2 separate regions of the Homo sapiens genome follow, and region 2 is linked to region 1. A link is a contact called in ENCODE Hi-C or POLR2A ChIA-PET data. All regions are on one chromosome and are shown on one strand. Each heading gives the region's core, a stretch centred on a gene start or an enhancer-like site at or near the end of the contact. The rest is flanking DNA. Distances are from core to core; before and after follow the strand shown.

Evidence for each region. Hi-C counts contacts between places; a loop is a spot of excess contacts on that map. ChIA-PET counts read pairs that join two places held with the same protein, here RNA polymerase II (POLR2A). Pooled maps may share reads with other maps.
Region 2: a loop to region 1 is called in a pooled map, with 10 times the contacts of the local background. The contact joins the promoter of SNX29-AS2 here to the enhancer-like site in region 1. A Hi-C loop is called at or near these places in 2 of 168 maps with a recorded cell type or tissue (endothelial cell of hepatic sinusoid and sciatic nerve) and 1 of 50 pooled maps. POLR2A ChIA-PET finds 5 or more read pairs at or near these places in 2 of 52 experiments (HEK293 and WTC11).

Annotation. Positions count from the first base shown.
Region 1 is chr16:12,329,677-12,332,830 of GRCh38, reverse strand. All of the region lies in intron 15 of SNX29 (sorting nexin 29), which reads right to left. Among named protein-coding and RNA genes, the nearest start is that of SNX29-AS2, 41 kb to the left of the region's middle. RefSeq lists an enhancer at 84-584. Within about 2 kb of position 1,657, at least 5 of the 41 ENCODE cell types and tissues checked have a DNase peak (open chromatin) inside an H3K27ac peak, as active enhancers do.
Region 2 is chr16:12,371,091-12,374,244 of GRCh38, reverse strand. It overlaps SNX29-AS2 (SNX29 antisense RNA 2), which reads left to right and starts at 1,644. Exons shown (of 2, transcript NR_188406.1): 1 at 1,644-1,713. The region is part of intron 16 of SNX29 (sorting nexin 29); the gene reads right to left. LOC105371087 (a long non-coding RNA gene) reads right to left here. Exons shown (of 3, transcript XR_933083.4): 1 at 1,336-3,154; 2 at 1,217-1,243; 3 at 1-576.

The DNA of each region.
Region 1 (3,154 bases), core at 408-2,907:
AGACGAAATGAAAGAGGAGCAGACAGGACCGTGAGGACTGACGAGGAGACCAGAGGCCAGAAGAACCAAGGGCAGGAATGGGGAAGTGCTAGAGATCAGGCTGGGAGGATAAGAGAAAGACAGAGGTGCCCAACCCTGGTGGCGGCCAGGGGCTGGGATGCAGGTGGACCTGGAAGGTGGGCCTAAGGACGGGGTTCTTGAGCGTCAAAAGCACCTGCCCATGGACCTCGGGGGAGCTCACAACCACTCCACCATGCAGCACTGGGTCTTCCTCAAGCTTTGTGATCATGGCCTTCAATATGACGAGGACGGGGGAGGATAGAGTCATCACTTTAACAGGCAAAAGGCGCACAAAGAGAGTAACACATTTTTAAAACGCCACCAATAACACAGCTTTAACAAGCCTTTCCTAACAGGCACGACTAGCAAATGAGCAACCCAGCTAGATGCCAAAGTTAATTTGCTCAGAAACTATGGAAAATGACGGAGCTTCATGCAGGGGAAAGCCAGATGCAACCATTTGGCAACGAGCTGAAGACACGCACTTGTGCATGCATATGCCCGTGCACACACACACAAACACACACAAGGACGCAAGTGCACACACCGCACGCACACCTGGCTCTGAGTCAGGTGAAAGTTCATTTTCCCTGACCATCAATTTTCTTCTAGGATGAGGATAATAGTAATAATGTTAATAACAGCATCAGTAACAGCAAAAGTAAGTAATGCTCACATTGTAAATTATTTCTTTATTATTATTATTTTTTTGAGATGGAGTTTCGCTCTGTCACCCAGGCTCCAGTGCAGTGGCATGATCTTGGCTCACTGCAGGCTCCACCTACTAGGTTCAAGCGATCCTCCTGTGTCAGCCTCCCAAGTAGCTGGGACTACAGGCGTGCGCCACCACTTGCCTGCTAAGGTTCCTGGGGCATTCACTGTGCTTGGCCAAATTGTTTAATTCTTAAAACAATATTCTGGCCAGGCATGGTGGCTCACACTTGTAATCCCAGCACATTGGGAGGCTGAGGCAGGCAGATCACCTGAGGTCAGGAGTTCAAGACCAGCCTGGCCAACATGGTGAAACGACATCTCTACTAAAAATACAAAAGTTAGCCAGGTGTGGAGGCGGGCGCCTGTAGTCCCAGCTACTTCAGAGACTGAGGCAGGAGATTTGCATGAACCCAGGAGGCAGAGGCTGCAGTGAGCCAAGATCGCTGCCACTGCACTCCAGCCTGGGCAACAGAGTGAGACTTCATCTCAAAAACAAAAAAATTCTGGAACAGGTCTTCTGTGTTCTCATTTCACAGGTGGGGAAACTGAGGCTCAGAGACATTAAGGAACATGCCCACAATGACACAGTGTGTCAGATACAACACCTCATGCTCTCAGCACCTATACGTACGCTATGCTGCTTCAAATGCTTTTTGGAATAAGACCAGGTAAAAATGAATAAAAATTAAATCAAAGTTTAGACAGCTTCTGTGTCTTTTTCTGGTACCAAGCTAGGCCCAAGAAATGCATGACCAAGGGACCCACTTGGAGCACGTAGAGAAGGCTCTGTCCTGTAAATCTCATGATCTCTGTGTAGGAGTTTCTAGGAGTGAAACCGGGCAGCCAAGCCCAGCAGCCTGGAAAGTTGGGCTCAGCAGCTGAGGCCAAAGCTCTCTCTGGAGAAGGGCCAGTCAGGCCTGCCAAGCTCATACCAGCAGAGGATTCAAGGTAGGAGCCCATGGGGTGCAATCCACAGCCCCCTTCCAAACACAGACACAGGCTCTGAAGCAAGGAACTGTAGTTGGCTACAGAGGCCCAAAGAAGATGAGAAACTGAATTGCTCCCAGTGTGTGGACAACAGTCAAGGAAGCCTTCTGCAGCCTATAAGCCAGGGGGCTAGCATGCCTGGAGTGGCCAACCACATTCTGTGTCAGGGCTCTGCCCCAGGAGCCTTTGCAGGCAAGTGCAGGGAAGACCAGCTTTTCCATCTGAACGTGAAGCTGCACCCAAACTCCTCCATCCGCCAGACCTACACTGGGCTGCTGAGTGACCAAATAGAATCCAGGCCTAAAAATATCTGAAGTGATTTTCTGGGAGCAAGGATGCCACCCTCAGCCCTGAAACCTGCCACAAGCGCCGCCAGGACTCGCGTGCTGGTTAAGAACCAGGGCTCTGGGGTCCAGCCGCCTGGCTCCGCTGCCTGCAAAGATGTCACCTCAGGCTACTATTTCAACCCACTGGGACTCAGTTTCCATATTCTGTAAAAAGGTGACAATGGTGACCACCTGTCGTCCAGAGCTGTCGGGAGGATTAAACAGTTCGCAGTGAAAGCGTGGCTCACAGATGCATTGCGTGAGTGTTAACTATCATTACTTATGACCGTCAAGCCCATTTCAGGCTGGAGTGCCGTGGTGTGATCTCAGCTCACTGCAACCTCTGCCTCCTGGGTTCATGCGATTCTCCTGCCTCAGCCTCCCGAGTAGCTGGGATTAGAGGCGTCCGCCACCATGCTTGGCTAATTTCTCTATTTTTACTGGAAATGGGGTTTCGCCATGTTGGTCAGGCTGGTCGCCAGGTGAGGAAACAGGCACAGAGAGGTTAAGTCGTTTACTCAAGGCCACAAGGGGACCACCATTTCCTGAGCACATCTCTGTCCCAGGCACCAGGCCAACTGTTTCACATCACTGATCCTGAGCCTCCCGCAACAACAACAAAAGTGACTAATACTTAAGCTGTAAATTATTTAATTCTCAAAACAACATTCTGCAATGGGTCTTCATTATCCCCATTTCACAGACAGGGAAAATGAGGTTCAGAGATGTTGAGGAGTGTGCCCATCAGGATAGTGTCTCAGACGCAACAGCCCAAGCTCCTGCACCTATCTGTAAGATATGCCACTCAAATGCCTTTTGGAACAAGACAGGGTATAAATAACTGTTAACGCGTCTTAGTCCCTTCAGAAAAAAACAGCTCTTGTCAAAGAGGAACAGTGATCTTTGTGCTATTCAAAGAACAGGTCTGAAAAATACAAGTCAAGTCATTCAACAGAAGCTGAAAAGAGAAGGGCCACTTGGCATGTGTGCCAACACCTCAATCCCACCTGAGTGATCTGAAGCAGAGGACTCGTTGCCAGTGAACTGTGAGCCAACGCATAGCAGAA
Region 2 (3,154 bases), core at 395-2,894, 41 kb before region 1:
TGCATCCCTGATGCCTAGGTCAGTCCCTGGCGTAGGGAAGACACTATTAGCATCCAATGAATAAATAGGTGAAGTGTCATCCAAACTGGATCTTGGGGAATGGGCTAGACACAGCCCACCATCCAGTGGGGAGAAGTGGTATTCCAGAGGGGACCTGGAGGAGCAGGGCCAAACCTCTGCTAGCCAGCCCTTGCTCCTCCACCATTAGCTTCCCCAGTTAAGCCCTGGCTTATTCCAACAGCCACTGCTGAAGGCACCAGTTCTCTCTGTGACTGATGGATAATTTCATACCCAAATTGGAAACCACTTAAATTGAGACATCAGGAAAACCAGAGGCGGGCAACATATGATATCTCTTTATATTTGACAGCAAGTAAAATGTGAAAACAGCAGTGTTGACCATCTTGAGACAAATAAACCCACAGTCCCTTGGTGGTTTGTGGGGCAGGCACAGAATGCTTCATTTCAGCCAAATTCACCATGTGTGTTCAGGGCATCGGTAGTCAGGATGCTAAGGTGAAAAGCGGGAACTAAGATTCACGCATTCAGCCAATGCTTTATACTCTGTATCAGGTGCTGGGGACACAGCCATACATAAAATGGACAAAGGAGAGAGCAAATAAACAACTCTATGCCAAGTAGCATTAGTATTATGAGGAAAAATAAAGCAGGAGAGTGCTATTTTAACCAAGTTTATGATATAAGCTGATATTTTATTCCCTACTTTGGATGATTTAGAGGCATTTACTGTTTAAAACCTCATACAACTCTCTTTGGTGGGCATTCCTAGACCCATTTAAAGATGAGGATATGGGCCAGGCATAGCAGCTCATATACTTGTAATCCCAGCACTATGGGAGGCCGAGGCAGGAGGATCACTTGAGCCCAGGAGTTTGAGACCAGCCTGGGCCATATAGTGAAACCCCATCTCTATAAAAATTTGAGTTAGCCAAGTGTGGTGGTGCATGCCTGTAATCCCAGCTACTCAGGAGGCTGAGGTGGGAGGACTGCTTGAGCCCACAAGTCGGAGGCTGCAGCGAGCTATGACTGCACCACTGCACTCCAGTCTGGGCAACACAGCGAGACTGTCTCTTAAAAAAATTAAAAATACAAAATGTAAAGAAATAAAGGTGAGGACATGAAGACTCTAAAAAGAGACTTACAGCTCCATCTCCTACTAATCATGGGGACATGGAGACTTGGGGATATTGCCTACCTTATCTGTGCCTTAGTCTTGTCATCTCTAAAATGGAGACATGAGAACCTACATCAGTGCTTGCTACTACATGCACAGCTCATGGAATAGGATTTGGTATGTAATAAGTGCCAGTATACCTGTCTGCAGGTAGGAGTGTAAATGACACTCCCACTTTCAAGAACTTCATTATCTCATGGAGAAGCCACAGGATACATCCATGAAACTAGCAATGAGAATATTGTGAGCAAACCATGTCGATTGATACCACCATTCCCGCTGCCTAACAGGCCCATCTTCCTGATCAACTTCAACTCATCCTTAAAAACTCAAGTCAAACGTCTCCTCTTTGAAACCTTCCATGACATACCCCAGCAGGTAACTAACCCCACCATTGTGCCATCATTATACTTGATACCTACAGAATTCTATTTCTTACTCATTGCTCATTCTTTCATTCAACTACTGTGCATCAACAGCCTGCCATCTACCACCCCCTCATGAACCTCCAGGGCAAGGTATGTTTAGTATGTCTGTGTCTTCCACCGACGACAAACTTCTTGGGGGCCAAATAACTGAGTGTAGCTCAACGGAATTAATTAACTAATGAATAAACAAAGAACAACATAAGATTAGACAAAGTGAGCGGTCCAGAGGGGAAGAGGATTACAGGAATTTAAAGAACATTAGAAACGTACCTACCAAAACTCACTATTGACAGCGCCACTAGGGGCTTTCTCAAAGAATGAATGACACCTTGAAGGATGGGGAAGATTTGGAAGAGTGTGAAAGAGGAGGAAGTCGACATATATTCATGACTGAAGAATGCAAAGTCTCAAAACAATCTGAACAGTATAAATTATCCCATTTGTGTTAAAAATAGATGTGCGTTAGGCATGTGTGTGTGTATATATATGCCTGCCTATATGCAAATGCATAAAAAATACCTGGAAGGGTATATACCAAACGCTTCACAGCAGGATCGCTAGGAGGGAACACTTGTCTTTTGTACTCTAGATAGTTGTGCATTATTTATATTCTTTCAGAAATGTATTTTTATATTATTTATATAACTTAGAAAAAATGTTAAACCATGTCTTCTAAAAGACAAATGGTGAAAATGCAGAGCGATGGAAGTAGAAGGAACAGGAGGAGCAAATGCTGAGGGACAGGACTCGGTGGAGAAAGAGCAGACGAAAAGACATAGGGCGAAGGCGAGAGTCAGGTCCTGCTTCGCCATCTGCCATATTATTTTTAAAACAAAGCTAAAAAATATCTGCGTTGCATTGCAGCACTGGGGGCAAGAGTTGGCTGCAAGCTTTGCTCTAACAGGACAGTGTGGCGATTCCCACAGGAGGCCCACACACTCAGGCTGGCATAGGCAATGACACCCTGGACAGGAGAAACGAAAGGAAGCCACTCTCCCCGAACAGAAATAAAAATCTGGCTGGGTGCAGTGGCTCACGCCTATAATCCCAGCACTTTGGGAGGCTGAGGCAGGATTGCTTGAGCCCAGAAGTTCGAGACCAGTATGGGCAACATAGAAAGACCCTGTCTCTACAAAAAAATTTTAAAAATAACAAAATTAGCCAGGCATGGTGGTATGCACCTATAGTGCCAGCTTCTCCGGAGCCTGAAGTGCAAGGATCGCTGAGCCCAGGAGTTTGAGGCTGCAGTGAGCTATAAGTACACCACTGCCCTCCAGCCTGAGGGACAGAGAAAGACCCTGTCTCTATTTAGGAAAGAGGAAAGGAAGGAAAGAGGGAAGGAAGGGAGGGAGGGAGGAGGGAAGAGAGAAAGAAAGGAAGGAAGGAAGGAAGGTTGGTCCAAAGGAGCTTGAAGTTCTTCCAACTTTATCAAAAGCCTTGGCTGATCCCCAACGCCTGGCTGGCAACATCAGTTGCATCCCCAACCACCGCTTTGAGATGGACAAGGCCCTCCATTTTCGAATATCTGGGA